Linked DNA regions of Mus musculus: all the other regions are linked to region 1. A link is a loop called in an ENCODE intact Hi-C map of the cell type or tissue named here. Cell type or tissue: heart. All regions are shown on one strand. Each heading gives the region's core, and the rest is flanking DNA. Links, peaks and the distances in the headings are about the cores only. Region 1 holds the start of Bicc1 (BicC family RNA binding protein 1). Region 2 overlaps Bicc1 (BicC family RNA binding protein 1). Region 3 overlaps Bicc1 (BicC family RNA binding protein 1).

The links. A loop is a pair of places that touch in the nucleus more often than their neighbours do. Peaks named below come from ENCODE experiments on the same cell type or tissue, not always from the same donor. Only the 100,000 strongest peaks of a DNase experiment are listed, where the experiment ranks them.
Region 2: a loop joins it to region 1, with 2.2 times the contacts of the local background. A loop is called at or near these places in 3 of 42 quality-filtered maps.
Region 3: it touches region 1 in a loop (2.2-fold over the local background); 3 of 42 quality-filtered maps call a loop at or near these places.

The regions. Positions count from the first base shown.
Region 1 is chr10:71,156,548-71,163,507 of GRCm38, forward strand. Bicc1 (BicC family RNA binding protein 1) reads right to left here and starts at 3,143. Exons shown (of 21, transcript NM_031397.3): 1 at 2,874-3,143. The coding sequence starts at 3,069. It also overlaps the pseudogene Gm6331. In heart, for the core only: no CTCF peak of the experiment used is centred there; DNase peaks (open chromatin) are centred at 2,504 and 3,314; H3K4me3 peaks cover 2,104 bases; H3K27ac peaks cover 1,313 bases; H3K27me3 peaks cover 1,434 bases.
Region 2 is chr10:71,045,499-71,052,458 of GRCm38, forward strand. The region is part of intron 2 of Bicc1 (BicC family RNA binding protein 1); the gene reads right to left. Among named protein-coding and RNA genes, the nearest start is that of Bicc1, 110 kb to the right of the region's middle. In heart, for the core only: no CTCF peak of the experiment used is centred there; DNase peaks (open chromatin) are centred at 3,993 and 5,653.
Region 3 is chr10:71,055,708-71,062,667 of GRCm38, forward strand. All of the region lies in intron 2 of Bicc1 (BicC family RNA binding protein 1), which reads right to left. Among named protein-coding and RNA genes, the nearest start is that of Bicc1, 100 kb to the right of the region's middle. In heart, for the core only: no CTCF peak of the experiment used is centred there; a DNase peak (open chromatin) is centred at 3,334; H3K27ac peaks cover 2,119 bases.

The DNA.
Region 1 (6,960 bases), core at 704-5,703:
TGGCAATTTCAAAGTAGTTGGTTTTTTAAGGAAGGAAAAAAAACTAGTAATTTTCCCTATATTTTGGTCTAGTGGTTTTTATGTATATCAATTAGACTCCGTGATCATACAAGAATGGTATTTTATTTCTTTGACTACGACCCTACTGCCCATTTTAACCTCAGTGAATTTTTGGTCCATTACATAGAAGACTCTCTCTACTAATAAAAATGCGACCTATTAAAGATTAACTTGCCCCCAGGACAGTCTCTCTAAAAACAAATTCCAAGCATTATAATCGACGATTTACACTCTGAAGACTTGAAGGCCAACAACCTTACTTACCCTGGAAGTTTTAAAATGGAAAATCCCATATACTTTTAAAGGCTATTGTAAAAAGAAAAAAATGTAAATCACAAATTCACAATAACCAGAAATACAAACAAATGTAACTTCTCCGTCCTTGATCCTTTCCACAGGAAGAGTTTCCACCTAAAAATACCTTTTTTTTTTTTTGCCAGATATCAGTTTTTATCTATTTTGCTTTTGCAACTCTGAACTGCAAACGATCTGTGCTCCCCAACTATCTGTCAAATATATCTCACATGTTACAAACTGTGGTATGTACTTGAAATGAGCTGGACCCAGGAGGTAACGCTGCTTTGTGAAGTTCTTGGCATTTACCAACACTTCAGCAGATCTTGTTCCTTGGGCATCAAATGTTTCACTTCCTCCAAAAAAACTACAAAGGTTCTTTAAAAAAAATCAATTTCTATTTTACAAGAGGGGAAACTGAGGGCAGAGAGAAGCTTGGGAGCTTGCCCACGGTCCCACAGAGATTTGAATGCTAGTCTGAGCAACTCTGAGGCTCATTCCCGCTATAGCATAAAGAAAATAAACACAAGATCACCCTTGGTTCACAAATGTGGTGATTCTGTGGAATCTTATGTGGATGGGTAAGAGTAATGAGCTTCCACGGTGCACTGTGCCCTCGATGGGTCCTATCCTCTATGACTTCAGGGCTTATTTTGCCAACAAGGTAATGTATTTGTTAAGTAACTCTGGAAAAAGACTCAAAGAACTTTCCAAGCACTAAGTGCTTAACTCATTATGTATAGGTCAATACAGGCTCACTGCTAAACATTTGACCACTGAAAAGTGATTCAGGCCTTCAGATGTTAAAATGGCCTGCCTAAAACAGGGTTAACAACAGTTCATGTTTTCTGAATATTCTACCCATATTTCATTGAATCAAAAATGAAAATTCACTGAAAAGAAAAATCCCCTAGGAGAACTCAGATTTTACAAGTGAGCTGCCCAGAAACTGGCACCCACCGCAGCATCTGTGCAGGGTATCCCTGAAGGATGAGACCGCCATATTCTGAGGAATCACCCTTTCTGTTTCCAACACAAGAAAGTTGGATCAGCCAGGGAATCTTCCGGTTCACTACGATCTTACAATCCATCTGCAACATAATTGTAACATTTTGTTTGTAACCCCCCAAAACTAGGCAATGATCTTACAATCCATCTGCAACATAATTGTAACATTTTGTTTGTAACCCCCCAAAACTAGGCAGACTCGTGGAACTAATAAGGAAGCTTCACAAATGAAAAATTCCTGAAATGTAACCCGGCTTCAATTTTCAGATCTATTACTTTCCTCCAAAGTTACATAATCTCAGGGGGAAAAAAAAAAAAAAAAAAACACAAGACATGACATTTGGAATGTTTATCAATACAAATAAGCAACAAAGGAGAGGAGTTCTCGGCCCTTCCAGAACCGCCTGCCAAGCACTCCTGATACTTATTTCCACCAAGTTATTGTTTAGGAAAACATGTTGTTCTCTCTTAAAATAACCCTCTTAATTGTTCCGAGAAGCCACTGCATTTCCAGAGAGGAATAACTTGCTCCCATACTGCGATACATTGACAGATAAAGTCAAAATAAGTCACGCAGACAGCAATAAAAGCGAGTCTGTGGACCTCCAAGCTTCCCGGGATGAAGGATGAGAGCTACCGAATCCTCACCTCTCTCCCTTCCTGGGAGCAGGGGCCAGATCTCCTCAAGTCTTAAAAATAATGCACATTCCAGCTACCTCATCTCTGCCTTTGGATGTGGGAGGTGAGCCACACAGGTAGGCTGCGAATGGACATTTTTAAAGGTCAAAATGACCTTGGATCTGTTACTGCTCACTCTAATCCTAAAGCAATAAATCAGCATTTGCTTCCGATCCAGTGTGGAGAAAGTTTCTCTTCCTGGGAAAATCCCAGAAACTCTATAAAGAATTTGAAAAAAATTTTTTTTAAATTAAAAACCCAAAATATGAAAGTCAAGTCAGACTCCCACAGCTGCAAGGGAGAAGTTTATGGACTGAATGTAACTCAAGATGTCTTTTAGGACTGCCCTGACACATGCTACCCTGACACATGCTACCCTCGCACTGCCAGGGCACAGATCCCCACGCCTGGGTGACTTGCTCCAGCTCAAGACTCCGGCGTGGGGGCGGGGGCTCCCAGCTGAAGCCTTGACATCTGCAGCGCTTTTCCAGGCGACGAGAGCAGGCCCTAGCTGGAGGAAGCGGATACTAAGGAGGGGAGGGAAAAGACGCGGCAGGGGTGGCAGAGATTCCAGGCTGCGGGAAGCCGGGCAAAGTCCCGCACACTGGGCGGTCCCGTAGTGTAAGGATGCCACGGCCCAGATGTCCCAGCTGCAGCTGGCACCGCCGCGGTCCTAACAGCAACTTCGGAGCTGCAGCACAAACTCGGGCCTCCAGCTCCTCGGATCCGAGCAAGCTGACAAAGTTGGGGGGGAGGGAGGGTGTCCCGTGAGCGGACTGAGAGACGATCCTGTGGCGGACTTGGGAGAGGATTAGGAGCAGGGGCATGCCTACCTTGGAGCATGGCCTCGAGTTTCTTCCTGTCCACGCGGAAGCGCTCCTCGCTCCACTCCGGGCTGTGCAAGAGGGGCGCCGCGGCCACCAGATCGTCCTCGGAGCCGGCCACCGGCGAGTCGGTGCTGCGCTCGCTGTTGGAGCCGGGGTCCGACTGCGCCGCCGCCAGGTAGCCCGGCTCGCTCTGCGAGGCCATGGTGCGAGCGGCGCTCGGGCTGCCGCCGCCCCGGCCCCGGCCGATGTGGCTCGGCGCGCCGCAGCGCTAGCTCGTGCCCCCGCCGCCGCCGTGGCCGCGGGAAGCCCTGCGCATCCCCGCCTCGGGCGCCGCCCCCCGCCCCGCCGCGCCGATCGCCTGCGCCCCGGCCCCCGCCCGCCCGCAGCGCCCGCTCCGAGCGCACAGAGCCGCCCGCGCCTCCGGCCGCCGCCAGCCCCGCCGCCGCCTCGCGCGCTCATTGGCCGGCCAGGCCCACGGGGAGCAGCGGGCGGGAGCGGCCAGCCCGCGCCCTCTCACACGCACCACGTCCACACGCCGCGCGGCGCCGCCCGGAATGCCTGACCCATCGCGTGGACCCTCGGGCTCTCGGACCCCCTCACCCAGTTCGAGCCTAGCGCTCCTGGGGTGCCCCGCCAGACGCCCTCGTCACTTACTGCCACTTTTTTGTACTTTGATGGAGACTCCATCAAAACTCACAAACTTTGATGGAGACTCCATCAAAAACTCACTCCTGCCAGGCGTACAAGCTTGCTTATCCACACCCGAATCCCTTACTGTCACTTTTCTATCCCTATACCCGAATTCCATCCCTCTCCATACTCAGAATACTCCAAACTTAGATCAAGTTCACCCCAAAGTGCTCAAAGGGTATGCTCCCAAGTCCAGTCCTATTTACAGACCCTCAGAACACCCTGAGTCTGTCCCACAAGCCTGAATGAGAATAGAGAGTAATAAAAGGAGATCTGGGGACAAGAGGGATTGATGACCAACTTTTGCAGATGTCAGAGTAGACTTGACTTGTGTGCACCTAATCGGTCCAATCCAAAGATACCTTCGCCAGATGTGCCCTTCTCTGACTTTAATTTCAGGCCTTGATTCAACAAGACACTACTTTCGCCACCTTAAGCATCTATCTCTGTCTGAGATCACAGAAATGGCTGGCTCATTCTCTAGACAGGCTGGGAGCTCCTCTCTGTTCTAGGCGGCCCACAGATGAAAGCCTCGCAACTTCTGATGCTGACTGCCCGCCAGCCCACGCACCATCACTCTCAAAGCGGAGCATAGAGCTCAGAGGATGAAGTCCTGCTGTGAGCTTGGAACACTCGCCCCCACGCCACACAGAATCGTACTGCCTTTTATTAAATGACCAAACGCACAAGAGTATCTGTTCTACGTAGGAGGATGATGGTGTTAAATATGGTAGAAAAGCACTGTGCTACCGAGGGAAGAAGTAGGTTTACAAGTGGGGTGAGCCATAGGGTTCACCTGGGGCCCATAGATAATCATACAGTGTGTGTTTGAATCAAAACTCTTACAGGGGGCTGGAGACGTGACTCAGAACATAAGTACACTGGCTGTCAAGCCAGACAACCTGAGTTAGACCCTCAGGCCTCACATGGTGGAAAGAGAGGCCCAATGCAGGCAAGTTGTCCTTTTTGGCCATACCAAGAGCACTTTGGAATAACACTCTCACACGCATACACAAATAGATAATAAAACGGAACTTTAACATATCTCCAGCTGGAGAGATGGTTCAGCCGTTATAGAGTTCTTGGTGCTTTTCCTGGGGACCAGAGTTCCATTCCCAGAGCCCACCTTGCAGGGCTCACAACTGCCTGTAACTCCAGCTCAGCTGTGTTTGGTGCCCTCTTCTGACTTCTTCTGGCACCTGCACTTGAGGACATGTACACACACACACACACACACACCATAGATAGATAGATAGATAGATAGATAGATAGATAGATAGATAGATAGATAGATAGATGGATGGATGGATGGATGGATGGATGGATGGATGGATGGATGGATGGATGGATGGATGGGTGGGTGGGTGGGTGGGTGGGTGGGTGGGTGGGTAGAGGAGGAATGGGATGCATCTTTCCCTTGGTTCCTGCTACAATGAGAAAACCAGCAGAGCCAGGACATGGAAGTGGGGGACTGGATGATGAGAGTTTCAAGTACGAGGTGAGTTAAAAGAAGAGAGTTCAAGCTCGAGACGCCCCAATCAGTCCAGTCAGGGGTTCTATCTTCATTCTCACAACAAAGGGAAAGTACACAAACATTTTAGGTTAAAGGTGGTGTGGTTAAATACGATCATTAAAGAGGCGCCAGTGTATTTCAGAGGACATTGCAAGGCAAGGAGAGAAGAGTTGGAACAATGTAGACGATACATGGGAATCTTAGACCGTAACAATGCCAATGGTATCTGAGGCAGGGACAGTGTAGAGAGGCATGAGAGGATTGTGGGAAGCCTTCCTGTGTGTCATCAGTTACACTGGCATTGGATGAGACATGGGATGATGGGAAAGGTATGTCTACAGGATTACAGCTGACACAGAGCTTGGTGCTGTGAGCTGAATTAGAGATTACTGGGAGATTGTTGTACCAGAGGAATGACTACAATGTCCTCCTCAACCTAGTGAGGATAGGGCATCATTGAGAACTCCGAAAATATGTCAGATAGACAATCGGATATGATGGTCTGGGCTATACAGATGGGGGAAAGACTATGATTTTTGCCTGTATGCAATCATTCTAGTGAGATGCAGGCATCGGGCGTGGCTGGTTAAAGAGAAGAAAAATAAATAAAGCTTAGGAGAGAGTTAAGTAAGCATTCTTTTGTGGGCTGCTCACATATCAGACACAGGACACGGGGCAAGATAGAATCGGCAGTAAGAGAAAGGAGAAAAGGCTAGCGTGGGTTTTGTGATGTCGGCCCAGGAGAAAGATGGTTTCTCAAATGAGAACACAGCCATGCCTGTGCACTGTGGGGAGGTTGATATGCTCTTTACTAGAAATCACTGAGACTTTAGAAGCAGCCTGGAGGGCTGGAGAGATGGCTCAGCAGTTAAGAGCACTGTCTGTTCTTTCTAAGGTCCTGAGTTCAAATCCCAGCAACCACATGGTGGCTCACAGCGATCCATAATGAGATCCAATGTCCTCTTCTGGTGTGTCTGGTCACCTTAGATATAATAATAAATAAATCTTTAGGCCGGAGCAAACGGAGCTGACCGGAATGAGTAGAGGTCCAGAATTCAAATTCCCAGCAACCACATGATGGTTCACATTTTTAAAAAAAGGAGGAGGAGGAGGAGGAGGAGGAGGAGAAGAAGAAGAAGGAAGAAGAAGAAAAGAAGAAAAGAAGAAAAAGAAGAAGAGACTTCTGCTTGTGCGGATTTCAGGTCGGAGGGAGCATTTCTAAGGAACACCCCAGGACCCGCCCACTTCATCTCAGCAGCCTTTAGACACTGTAGAATTGATAGTGTGGACTAGCATTGGACTTTTTCAAGATGAGCTTCCTCTTGCCCAAACTGACCAGCAAGAAAGAAGTAGAGCAGGCGATCGAAAGCACTGTGGAGAAGGTGTTGGCTCTCAGGTTTGGGAGGGGTGAGGACCCCATCTGTCTGCAGCTGGATGATATTCTCTCAAAGACTTCAGCCGACCTGAGTAAAATGGCTGCTATTTAGCTGGTGGATGTGGACCACATGCCGGTTTACACACAGTATTTTGACATCAGTTACATTCCCTCTACCGTATTTTTCTTCAATGGGCAGCACATGAAGGTGGATTATGGGTCTCCGGATCACACTAAATTCGTAGGAAGCTTCAAAACCAAACAAGACTTCATAGATTTGATTGAAGTCATCTACCAGGGAGCGATGAGGGGGAAACTTATTGTCCAGAGTCCTGTTGATCCCAAGAATGTGCCCAAATATGACCTCCTCTATCAAGACATTTAACACACCCACTGCTGTTGGAGCTGAAAGAAGCAGAGGTCGAAACAGGACCTGAACCCAGAGGGAATGTGGTCTGGAGTCCCTCAGAGACATGTTCACTGCCTGAGCAAAGAGATTTGCGGTGTCTGTAATC
Region 2 (6,960 bases), core at 1,004-6,003, 110 kb before region 1:
AGGAGCCTTTGCCACGTTTCTGAAGACAAAGCCTGAGAGGCAGGAAAGCTGTGTAAGCTACGTCAACCTCACACCTGTTCACACTTAACACCAAAGACCCAGAGACGGCTCAGTGGTCGAGGGCACTTGCTGCTCTTCCACAGGACCAGAGTTCAGTTCCCAGCACCCGTGCGTGTCAGGCAACTTAGAACCACCTTTCTTCAGTGCCAAGGAATCTAATGCCCTCCTTCCAGCCTCCGTGGTCCCTACGCAAAATGCAGCATTCACTCCCACCCATGAGTAAATGTAAATCTGTAAAGGAAATAAGAAAGAATGGAGAACCGCGAGTCTACCAAGGCAATTGGCATTTCAGGTAGGCCTTCTTCGCTCTTCAAGAGGGGGTTTTTCTACATTCAAACTGAAAGGTGCCTTTCATTGTGTAGCAAGAAAGGTGTGCCTTGGGAGTTTAGTCAACACGCGGCTTCAGCCTGCTAATGTGAGAATGGACTGAGGACACACTCTCCATCCCTGGAAGGTGCGTGGAACTCCTCAGAAAGCTCACCTTGTCTGCCTGTTTAAGAATGGAATGCCAGGGGCTGGAGAGATGGCTCACCGGTTAAGAGCACTGACTGATCTTCTGAAGGTCCTGAGTTCAAATCCCAGCAACCACATGGTGGCTCACAACCATCCGTAATGAGATCTGATGCCATCTTCTGGAGTGTCTGAAGACAGCTACAGCGTACTCACATATAATAATAAATAAATCTTTAAAAAAAAAAATGGAATGCCAGGGGCCAAGGATAGAACATCACAACATTATTCTTAGGACTTCTTATTTCAAAGTCCAAATTTCATCAGGTTTAAAATCAGTATAAACTCAATAATACTTAATCCAATTTTAGGTGTGTTTTAAAGTATTTAGTTACCTTCCAATGACTTCAGCTATTTCCCACTGTGAAAGAAATTATGTAACAGAAACAACTCGTGACATATAGTCTTTGCCGGAGGAGCCTGTGCCAGCAACTTAGCAAACCTGAACACAGATCAAGCAGCTAACTCTATACCTCCACATTGATTACTGAACGGAAACACTGTGAGGATGGTAACGACTCACACAACAGACTCCGGACAGTGGGAAGCAGGTGGAACTCCTCAGACTGCCAGGAACCCTGCAGCTGCAGACCTGTGTGGATCATACTACACTTCTCCTGTAGTCAGGGGCTTTGACAGTGACCAGCTTGACCAGGGTCCTCCATCACATCTCCCTGTGCGCTCCTGAGAGAGGGGAAAGGAGGCTGGAGGGGGCCTGTCCTCTTTAGGTGTTATTTCTAATACCTGGGTAGAAAGCACATAGAACAGGCTTCTGAATACAATGAGGAGGGAGAAGTTGGGTCAGGCATGAGAGAGCTTAAGAGGCTCAGAACACGATCAGCATAAGACCCCTTAATATGTTATTCAGTTCCACATGATTAGCACTGAACATGTGTACATACGTGTAATACAAGATGGAGTCACTAGGTTTTATGGGTTATGAATTTTGAGAAGGAATTAGGGTAAGAAACACGGGAGGGATTGAAGAGGGGATAGATATGGGTGGAGATGTTATAACAGTCTACTCATGTTTAAAATTTTGAGAAATAAAAATTTAAATAAAAAATTATTTCACAATTAAAAAAAAAAGTCACACACCCTTAAAATACAACACTGGCACCAGGTTGGGACCAACGAACAAGCCCCTCCCCTTGCCCAAAGCTTTGTCCTACCTAACTGCAGGAAACAAAACTATTAGCCCAAAATACACCTGAACCGTAGGATAACAACAAAGATTAAAGCAAATTACTCAGCAACTATGTATTTAAAAGGACATACTGAACACGGACAGGTAACAAAGGTCATTTGGGATGCTGACAGCTCCTTCCATTACCTGGTTACCTTGGTTACCCAGAATCACGTGAAGACCTGCCAGAAATGACTTCAGCAAGGAAAGACTTTGGTTCATGGTTTCTGAAGAACGCAGCCCCACCATAGGAAAGGCAGGGTGGACATCTGGGTTATGGCACCAGGAGTAACTGACAGGATTCTTTATATTATGGGAGACCAGGAAGCAAGGGGTCACAAAGGAAGCGGGGCTTTCGAGAACGGGTCCTGGTGACTTACTTCAACCAAGTAGGACACTCTCTGTGTTTCAGGACCTTCCCAGATGGCACTACCAGCTGGGGACCATGCACTCACAACATGAGCCTCTGAAGGGCATGTCAGATGGAAAGCATACGGAGGGTGCGGGGTTGGGGGAGGGGGACTGAACTCTTAGTCCAGCTGTGATGGGGGCTGTGAGCAGGTGAGGGTACTATGGAGATGAGTGGGGATGACGCCAAGGTGGCGCAGGGTTGCTTTGGACTCTGAGTAACACTGAGCAAAATTAACTGGAAATAAACTTAATCCACTAAGGGTCACGGAGACCTGACTTCGCACCTTCCTGGAAGAAGGTCAGCTAACAACAACCCTGAAATATAAGGTTAGAGCTGTTACCAAAAGGTACTCATCCTTAAGCTAAATTTTCTGGCTAGGATCCTAGCCAGAAAGTGGAAATGAAAATGACCCAGACATTTGAGAACACATGAATTCCACATGTGGCCCAGGGCCACAGCAAGGGATGCTGGAGACCCAGAGCACATCACAAGATGGCTTCCAGTCTCTATGGTCACGGGCCTGCTGGATGAGGGCAGCTGAGGTGGGCTTTCAAGAACATTGCATTGTGCCAAGTGTGTTGCTAAGCATCAATAAACCCAGCATTCAGGAGGCTGGGGCGGGGCTGGGGCGGGGCTGGGGGGGGGGGGAGACACAGACAGCAAGAGTTCAAGCCCAGCCCGAGCTACTGAGTGAGTTTAGAGCTAGGCTGGTCTGCATAATGGTACCTGCCTCAAACTCAGAATCATTTCTAAAAATAAGAGTTTGTCAGTAGCCAAGACTGGGATCAGGTGGAGCCTGTAAGCTTATGGGAATCTCTAAGTTACATCTGAGGAGCAGCCAATGGCCCATATCTCCACAATGATAACTCAAGTAAGATACACGAGGCTACTGTGTGGCCTATAATGCTTTGCCAACCCTAAGTGGGTCTCTGCCTCTCATTCACACGGTGACCAGTCACCTTGGCTGACACCTGTAACACCAGCATTAGAAAAAAAAAATTCACTGCAGCATGATTTTGAATTCAAGGCCAACCTGGGCTACACAGTGAGTCTAAGGCTAGCTTGGACAACCTAACAAGACTCTGTATCCAAAAATAAAATGATAAGACTAGAAGCTCAACATACATGTTCGATCGATGTCTGACCTTTTAAGTCACAACAGCAATGTCGCTGAGATTGTATGCAGTTTACTAAGTTTTGAAGGAGTCTCAGTAGAGGACAGGGAGGCAAGGACCAGGGAGGCACGTTTTCTTTCCTCCTCCCCTGGCCGTGAAAACATGAAGCAAGCAATAGAGCTGCGTTCCCAGAGCAGCGAGAGGGCCGGAAAGTCCTGGAAGACAAAGCTGACGGAACGCTCTAATGCAAAGTCTGCACTGGCTATGTATGCATGTGTGCACATGTGTATATGACTTGCACATGCACACAATGGAGCGTGTGTGTGTGCACGCGAGCACACACACATACACACATAAATGCTGAGACAATGCAAAATGGCATCCTTGTCAACAGATGCCCAGGACACTGCAGCAAGTAAGTCCCACAGTTAAAGAGTCTACAGAAAAACCAGACCAGCAGGCTCCAGTTTCCACACTCCGTTTAGATCCCGGGCTTCAGATATTCTGAAGATACAGAGTCACATTCTCATGGGAATCAGCATCCTCTTCAGAATAAAAGTCAACGGCCCAATGTTGGCCCGCCTCGGGCTGGGATGGTCATGAGTGTTCTGCCTCAACGTGGGTGTGATTATTGAATATCTGTCCCGTCAGCAGGGCACAGTTTCAGAAAGAAGTGAAAACAAATCAGATCCGCTAAGAGGATGTAACAGCCCTGGAATTTTGGAGAGAACACCATGAATCGCTAAAGTATTTCTGGCTGCATGGCCAACCTCTGGGCAGCGTTTGTCTCCTCCTGGCTCAGAATGATGTACGCCCCCTCCTATGAAATCCGGCAGCTCGGGCAGGCGCCGTCGCCCATCAATCTTGATTCACGTCAACTAGATAGTCCACACATGTCGCAGAAGGCCCGCTTTTAAATGCCATGGTCCCGTTGACTTTATAAAACTAAATCCATGGTCAGTCAAAAGTGGTCCGGCACAAATTTGTTTTCTGAGTGATCTGACTTTCAAGGTTAAAACTACTTTTGCATGCCAAAAATATTCCAGCATAACACGGTATGGAGGAAATGGTTTAGTGCCGTGTATAGACTTTTTTTTTATTTTTTATTTTATTTTTGGTTTTGAATTAGAAATAACAACAAAGGAATTCAAGAAAAGAGAGTTCACTGTGCGCTGTGTTAGGTAAGGTGCATCACCACCACCATCATCATCATCATCATCACTACCACCATTATCACCATCATCATCAATATCACCATCATGACCACCATCACCATCAATGAAAAGGATGTACTTAAGAAATTTGAAAGAAAGTAAAAAACGAGCAAGAGGCCACAAGACAGTAACAATTTTATGCATCCTTCTTCCTCCAAACCCTGAAACAAAAAAATATTTAACAAAAGCAGTATTCTAAGGTCCCTTCCAAACTTTGACATTTTATACCTGGATAAAATTTCTTTTCAAATTAATCTCAAAACAGAGTAACGTCACATTTTTTTAAATTGGCAGCTTTTGGTGGAAGATGCTTAAAATTCCAAGCCAGAAAAAAAAATTGTCATTCTCTGAATATCTATGATGGGCACATTAAAACCCACCATGAGGGTAACTGGGGGCATGCCATCCTTCCGCTACCACTGTGGTCACGCATAGTGTGCTGTGCGAGAACATGAACTTTCTGCTCTGCTTCACTGTAAGTCACTGCTGTACACAGAGAAAAACCTGGGGGTCCTGGGTTTGGAGCCCTGGTTACCAGCTCAGAATAGCACTCAGAATCTGGGGGTTCCAACACTCACGAGGCATCGCTGATGCTTCCAGACTCGTGAGATCCAGGATCTATGTCTCCAAGCTCTGGATAAATCCTCACCCTGAGGCTAATTTCAGTGTCTGACACACTCAGAGCTCACAGGGTAGTGGCATCTGCTTGTCTAGGTTAGACCTCGAGTTCAGAGGATCAAGGGGGGATCCAACACTATGAAAGCTCCACAGTGTTCACAAGATACGTCCCACACCTCTCTCCTCTGACTACCACATAATTACTGACTTTGTGGCAGCACCGGGTAGCTCCCTTCATTTTAATGTAGCAGGGGCATAAGGAGTGGTTCTGACACTAAGGCCTTGTTCTCTAATTGGTTCTTGACTTGTCAATAAAGAACAGGGGGCCAATTGCTGGATGGAAGGTATAGGTGGGACTTCCGGGTCCCAAGAGGAAAAAGAGATGCAGGGAAAAAGAGAGGGGCTTTTCTGCCATGCTTTAGAGTAAAGAGGATGCTGCGGTCATGTAAGGCCTCAGGGCAGTTGGGCCTACAGCCTCCACTACAGGCTGACGGCCAAGGATGTTGGCAGAGGCTACTGATACAAGCCATTAAGTTTATGGCAGAGGGAGAGATGGGGATAACAAGTCGGTAAGGGCACGCCTTTCCAGGTGCAATTGTGCCGCAGAATGCAAGCTGTAAAGTGACAAGCTGAGTGTGTGTGTTTCATCCTCAGATTCAGGGTCTTAGGTTAGGGCTGGTGGCAACTGATCCTGGGCGGAACAAAAGGAAACCGGGAAGGACTAGAGTGTGGGCTGTGGTCCCAGGCATAAGGCGGTAGTGTGTTTTTAAACTACCTGCAACAGTCGTCTCTACAGAGCAATGACCATGAATGTTCACCATCTAGATCCTGCCACTTCAAAGAAAAGAAATCTTTTGTTGTTGTTGTTGTTATTGTTTTTGTTTTGTTTTTCTAGACAGGATTTCTCTGTGTAGCCCTGGCTGCTTTGGATCTCACTCTGCAATCTAGGCTAGCCTCAAACGAAGAGATCCACCTGCCTCTGCCTCCGGGGACTAAAGGCCCGCGCCACCCCTGCCTGGCAGAAAAAAAATCTTTTTATATGTTATTTTATGACATGTTTGTGAGAGGGAGCTGCATGACCCCAGCACCTAGGTGGCGGTCAGAGGGGAGCTTGTGGGAGTTGGTTCTCTCTGTCTACCATGTGGGCACAAGGGATCAAACATGGGTCGTGGGATTGCAGGCACGTCCCCCCCCCCACACACACACATACACAGACACACTAATCCATCTTGCTAGCTGGGAAAAGTCACTTTTTCCTTACCTTTGGAAAACCTAGAACAAGATTTTGGGTGTATAGAAAGCTGTGGACCCAAGCTCCTGCACTTCACAGCCATCGCCTACTCTGGGGGATAACCTCCGCTACTTCAGTCGGTAGATAAAAAAGGAGACTGGCATCTTCAAAGCACAGGCTGCCTGGATCGGTGGTTCAACATGTGTGCGCGGATAAAACAAAAGCTTCAAATGGAGTCTCGGGAGGAAAATAAAAAGAGAAAAAAAGGAAGCCAGGAGCAGGAGTGGAATGTGGAATTTCCTACCCCAGGGCTGGGACAGTTATTGGGACTCCTGCCTCTCTAGAATAGACGGAGAGAATCCTGTATGGACACAGCAGCAGGGCCGGCAAGTTCAGCCATCTACCCAAGGCTCTGCATATGAAGTCCCCAAGGTGCCTCTGGGACAATGACCTCCACCCACAGCTCCAGTGTGTGGTGTGTCTGCTCCATCTCTCAGTATAGACAGATGGTCTGGTGCCAAAACAGAGATAAGACAGAGAACCCGCCTCACTCTAGAGAAAGCCAAAGTCTCCCCCCTAAGAGCCAAGCCTGGCTTCACTCCACCTTCCAGACA
Region 3 (6,960 bases), core at 549-5,548, 100 kb before region 1:
CAGAAGGAGTCTCCAGGACAGACCCATGCACAGGTAAGCCACATGGCAGAATGTAGATTGTGTGAATGGGTTGTTTTAAATTGTTAGCTAGTCAGGGAACAAGCCTAGCTATATGGCCTAAGTAGTTGTATATATATTTTCAGTCTTGAGTCTTTACTCCGGGAGCTTGGGGTGGGAGGAAAACATTCTACAGCACAACTGACAAGTGACCAGAAGTCCTCATCTTTGGTAGAGAGAAAAGGTCTTCCCTAGTCCTTTGGAACAGCAGAGCATCAACAGAGCAGTCGGTGTGGACAGGTCTGCACAAAGCATTCTTGGGGAAAGAATGAGGATGAATACCATACAGGGACTAATTCGGGTGCTAACATACCACAGGCTATCTCCACAGAAAGAAAGTCCAAGAGCGAACGACTGTCCCACAGGAGCACTGTGCCCACTACTGAGTCAAACGCCACGTGAGGAGGGCTTGGATCGATTCCAAAGCTTCTCCCACAGAAGGCAGAGGAAAATTAAGAACATGAGGAGCTGGGACGGGAAGATCCTGCAGGGGCAGCACGCAGCTCAGGCTGCCCAGGGCGCTGGGAGTGATGTAATACTGAGGGGTAAGGGGAGATGTTTTCATACTCTGAGCACCTGCAGCTTCAAGGGGCCACACCCTCCCTTCCACAGTAGGTGACCTCAGATGGGCTCTACCTCGCCCAGAGGAGAGGGTCTCTGTCAAGTTGACATCATTCTCCCTATTGATGGGCCAGTGGTTTGCTTGAAGAGTAAAGCTGTTGACCTGCTTAGTTTTTTGGGTTTGTTTTGGTTTTTTGTTTTTTTTGGGTCCCCCCCTTTGACACATGATCTCACACTCTGCAGACCAGGCTGACCAGGAACTCTTTATGTACCTCAGGCTGACAATACTCCTGTCCCTGCCTCCCAAAAACTAGAATTAGACTTGTGAATCATTAGGCCCAGCTTTGTCTCTTTTAACGCAGTTGACCACATCTTGTGTTTTTCCAAAAATACGTTCTAATTAAAATGAGGCACGAGAATGTGCTAGATGGGGCTTGAGAGAAGATCAGTATTCTACAGTGCTGGGGTAAGCTAGAGGGTTCTGAATAAAGCCGCCAGACGCAGCTTACTATAACTGACAACTCATTAAAAAAAAAATCAGTAGGTCACATCAATCACATCAACAGGATCAGCCCTTCAAAGATGGGACCAAAAGGCGCTACAGAAAACTACTGGCTGACTGTTGGCATGTAAATCTTACCTCTGAGGACACGGGTACCAATGTGTGAGGAACACATAGGGAGGAGCTATCTTTGCATCCTATCCTGAGATAGAAAGCTATCTAGAAGCAAGAAAGGCTGATGACACAGAAAACCAAGCAGAGCACACCCTAGCTGGCAAAATAAATGGCTAACAGGAGGTGTCTCCACACACACAAGTCTCAGGCAGACAATGAGAAAGAGAACTTCAAGGGGCACACAGACCCCCATGGCGAAGGTTTCTCCCTTCTCCGTCCTTTATTGACACCATCTACTTTTCCTGTATTCACTTCCCCCTGATGACTCTAAACACTAAAAGGAGGAGTCTGTCCAAACAGAAAAATTAACACACGAAAAGAAATGTTTTCCCATTGCCTTTGAAACCAGCATATAAATCCTTAAAACAGACTGAGGTATTTGATTTAAAAACAAACCCAAGAACCAGGCACGATAGCACATGCCTTTAATCCCAGCAGCCTAGTGACAAAGATGGGTAAGATCCAAGTTCAAAGCCAGCCTGGTCTATAGAGCAAGTTCCAGGACAGCCAGGTCTACAAGCAAACCAACCCAGGAGTGTACCACCCAAGCTCAGCACCACATGTCACACGTCACTTGTATGGGAATCCCCACCCCACCTCCACCCCTACCCCCTACTGCTTCTGTCACGCTTGCTGGGAAGTTCCATTCGGGAAACATGCCTAGCTTGTGTGCTGTTCTCCATCAGAATGTTCCAGACACACGAGACTAAATAAAAAGAGTGAGGGATGCTAAGATCATACAGAGCTAATCTATCTTTGCTGCTCTTGTCCTAGCCTCGTGTCTATGGTGACGACCCTGATAAGGAACATCAGCTGTGAAACCCTACAGGCCCTTCGCACTAGGAGCTTCGAGAGTCGTTCCTCAGGAGGAAACAGGAAAGAGAAAATTCTGAGGCTGTACTGTGGAGAATCTCAACCCAGATGAAGGGTATGCCTGGGGCTGCGTAGATGGCCTTTAGATCAGAGCGGAAAGAGGGGCAGAGGGAGGGAGGGAGGAAGGGAGGGAGGCAAAAGAAAAGGGCTATGCACATCTATAACCCAGCACTGTGGGGTAGCACAAACTAGAAGGTAAGGGGCTTTCTGGCTGTCAGGCTAGCTCCAGGTCCTGGTTGGGGATAAGTTTACAAAAGATAGAGCCCAACATGCCCAAGGACTCCCTCCAGCCTCCACACCTGAGCAATGAGTTCACCAGCTCGTGCATGCAGAGAGTAGTAGGCCTGCCCGCCTCTTACAGATCAGGGTGACCTTCTCTGTCACACTCTTGTTGCCTCCTGGAGAGAGTGGGCAGCAGATTCTGTCTATCAGCAAGCTGCGCTCTGCGGGACTAACACATTTAAGGTGCTGTCTTTTAAACAGCCAGCCTTCAGGAATAGTGTGTATTTGTTAATAAATGGCGTGGTGCCATCCTCAAGAGAAGTTGCTCTGGTGGCAGTGAAGCCAAAACAGACAGACCCACAGACAGTCAAAGTCTACAACGGGCAGACTTGTAGATACACCATTCTTACATCTAATCGCTAGTCCAGAAAAAAAAAAAAAAAAAAAAAAAACCCTGTGTTACTCCAGTATCTCAAGCATTGCTCTGAATTAATGGAGAAAGCTCACTGCAGTAAACACTGTCTGCACAGGGGTGTCTAACGACTTCTTCCCCTTGCCAGGCAAGAGAGGAAGACAGACTGAGGGAATGCTCAGCAGGACAGGCCACTGATCCCTGGAGGGCAGCACACGGGAACAGAGCCAGTGCTGACTCAGAGACAGGTTTACTCTAGACAGTTTCTCGTCACCTTTGAGAGGGCCAAGGGAACCGGCCCGAAATCCTGAACAATGACAGTATGCCCTTCCTTTAAAGTCAGTCAGCTGGTCCCCTGGGGGAACTAACCTCAACTTCACAACTGCCTCAGAATGCCCACCGGAGAGCTGGCAAAAGGCATCACGGGGTTCCAGGTTCAAACAGAAAGAGGGCACGCTGCCTTCTCAAGCCAGGGTCACAAAACCACTTGGCTTGAGAAACCTGCCAGGCAGCAGGCCAGCGATGGCCTCTGTGTTTGTTGAAGTCTGCCTAGCAACCCCTGGCAATTTCTGAAAGCACGTTCAGTCATCCTGGAAAAATAAACACCTGCCAATGGAACGGCCGAGGTTCGAAGTGTGTGCCCTTCCCTCCTGGAGAAGAAAGCTTGCTGTTAGCCTCCCGTCTGTGGACAGAGGTGCAGTGGCTGCAGCCAAGAGCATGAGGGTGGGGGTGGCAGAGAGGAGAGTGAACTTTCGGTCCAAACACCACAGTGACACTCTTCAGAATACAAACCCTAATGATACTTGGAGAATTCTCACTGTGAGGAATTGACATTTATTCTACTTAATATAATCATCTCCAGATCCATCTGTTTCCTTACGGTGCATGCTTCCTTGCACTTAAATTTAAATACACATGCTTTTGACGTGAACATAGAAGGGGCATAACGAGAGGGAAGATGAAATCTAAAGTGAGAGGGAGGAAGTGAGAGAAAGGTAATGACCTCGATATATCACAAAGAAGCAGAAGGGAAGAACTAACAAAGAGAAGCGGGAGATGGGACAGCAAAAAAGCAGCAGGGGCTGGAGGAGGGCCTGCTATACTGACATACATTTGTCCATACATACACACATATATGAAGACATCACAACCAAACCCATCTCTTTGTACATCCACTTTAAAAATTAATCTTAAAAATCGAGAGAGAAAAAAAGAGTTGACATCTAAAAATAACTGTGTGGTCTGGAGAGATGGCTCAGCAGTTAAAAGTGGAGATGGATCTCACAGAAGCCCTCAAGTTTGGTCCCCAGCACCCAGGTCAGGTGGCTCACAATGATCTGTAACTCCAGTTCAAATGGATCTGGTGCCTTCTTCTGGCCTCTGCAGGCACCTGCATTTGTGTGCACACACCCACACATAGACACCCACATACACACACAGACACATACACACACAGACACACACACACACACACACACACACACACACAAGTACAGATGATTAAAAAATGAAATCAATGTTCACAAATAATTTTTGCCTCTGGGTTAAAGCGTATGTAGAACCTTATTAATGATTTGAACATATGCTAAATGTTACAGTGGTATAAGCTGGCAATCTACACAATTGCTCTTAACTTAAATTTCTAATATTGAAAAGACACAGAAGGATTCTCAGGTTTCTAAAGTCTTTACATGCAAGACAGCTTCATTTTCTTCTTAGAAGGCTGACCTTCTGAACAACAATAACAAGTTCAATTCAATTACAGTTTCAAAGACTAACAATGTTTAAAAGTCCAAGAAAGAAAATACTGTTCTTATCTAGTTGTTTCAAGCACGCTCAGGTGGCTCTGGACGGACAACCTCCCCAGAGTCTTGAAAGGCACTGGCTGTGGAATGCCACAAACACAGCTTGCCTGGAACACACATGTCTTTAATGAAAACCAGAGGCTCCCAGGCCTGGGAGTAGGTGGGTCCATGCACTGCACTCTGACCAAGCTAATATGAGAAAGGGTAAACTGTGGGCTCCAAGAGCTAAACACACACACACACACACACACACACACTAACTCTCTTATGCAAGCTATCCTTCTTACAGAACTCTCTTACACAACTGTGGTAGATGTATAGGTTCTAGTGGCCCCATTGTCCTGTGGTCCTGGGTGGGTTGTGAGCAGTATTATGAGTTTTTATTTTTCCCTTTTAGATAAGCACAAAGCATCCGAGTACATAATGCAAAGAAACACGTCTATTACATCCTACACTTAGAACAAGACTCATGGGCAGGGGAATGTAACTCAGCTGGTACAGTGCTTGCTCAGTATGCATGAAGCCCTGGGTTTGGGTGTAATAACACAAGACCTGTAATCCCATCACTTGGAAGGCAGAAGCAAAAAAAAAAAAAAAAAAAAAATCCACAGTTCGAAGTCACCTTTGGGTACATAGCAATTTTGAGACTAGTTTAAGTTACATAAAACCCTGTCTTAGAAATATAATTAAATGGAAAAACAAAGACCCAGTAAAAGGCAAGTCTAGGTTGATGGGTTGCCTGCTATGGAGGGCTTCTACTCCCTGCACCCCAGCATCTCCTCAAGAAAGTTAACAGAAGCCTTTCCAAGCTTGAGCAACGTCAAGTCTGTGGTCTTCCAAAGCCACTGGTCCTGTCTTCCACAGTCTGCACCCCAGAGTCTTGTAGGTTTCTGATTGAGCCCTGGATGGCATTTGGGATGTTTGTGCAAACTTTCTGTCCCTCACCACGAGGTATGTCTAGCTGTCCCTCTTTTTTGCACTACGTCTTCAGTCTTTGTCTCTTTGTCAATTCCTAAACCATTTCCAGTCCCTTTCTGGAAAAGGGTTTAAGATGGTATCGTATAAAACTCCATTTCTGGGGCTGGAGAGATAGCTCAGCAGTTAGGAGCACTGACTGCTTTTCTAGAGGTCCTGAGTTCAATTTCCAGTAACCACATGGTGGTTCACAATCATCTGTAATGGATCTGATGCCCTCTTCTGGTGTGTCTGAAGACAACTACACTGTACTTATATAGATAAAATAAATAAACCTTAAACAATACTTTTAAAAATAAAAAATAAATAAATAACTACATTTCTGCAATTCAGAGTTGACTTTATGAATGCCAGAATCATGCAGTCCAACTTTGCCTAGCCTTGCTCAGACGTGAATGTAATTGAAGATGCCTCTGAAGGTCTGGTAGTGATTGACAACCGTAGAGGGAGTTGCTTCAGGAAACAGCTAGACTACTTGGCAAATGTGAGACACAAGAAGACAGTGAGGAGTACTGCAATCAGAGAGCCCCAAACTAAGTACACAATCAGTTGGCATATAGCCAAACTCTCTAAGGTGCATATAGTTGCCATGCAGTTAAGGACACCATCCCTCCCTTGGATGTTCATGTCCCAACTTGTCTGTGAAATGTCACAAAAACATTCAGTGGCCCAACCAAGAACAGAGACCTCAATATCCCAGTTTACAGTGGGAAAATCAGCTTATCTTTAAGTCATGGTTTGATTAAAGGGGTAAGAAGCACAAAATTTTATTCACTGGCATTAAGGAAGGGACAACTGGTTGACCCACATACTAGTAAATGACACTTGTAGGCATGAAGGTGTAAGAAAGATAAGGAGGAAAGGCCCACATTTCTAGAGCACACGAGGCTTGGGTGATCTCCATGATAGAGGTTTGCATGGTCAGACACAGGATGCGTGCAGCGGCTGCCCTGAACCAAGAACTGCAAGTCAGAGTCTGAACACAACGTCTGCAGATGTCCTCAAATCACCAGGAACTTGTTACAGGAAAAGTCCCACAACATTCCAGGAAGAAAGCCAGCCTCGAAATCATTTCTGTGACCTTCTCCTCTCCCTGACTAAGCATCATTGTTTTATGTCCTAGAACACAGCACACATGGACTGAATAAACATTGCAGGGAAGATGGGCTGGGATCTACACAGAACAGAATTCAGCTCTTGACCCTGGAAGCCTCAGAGCCTCGGAGCTAAGAAGCTTCCAGTTACCCAGGAAGCTTAGAGCCCAGATCACATCACAGAGCACAGATATTCTCAGCCACTCTTCCAGGCAGGTTTTACCACTAGGTAATTAACAAATTTGAGTACCAGCTTAGGGTAAGTGGGGTTTATTCACAGAGCAA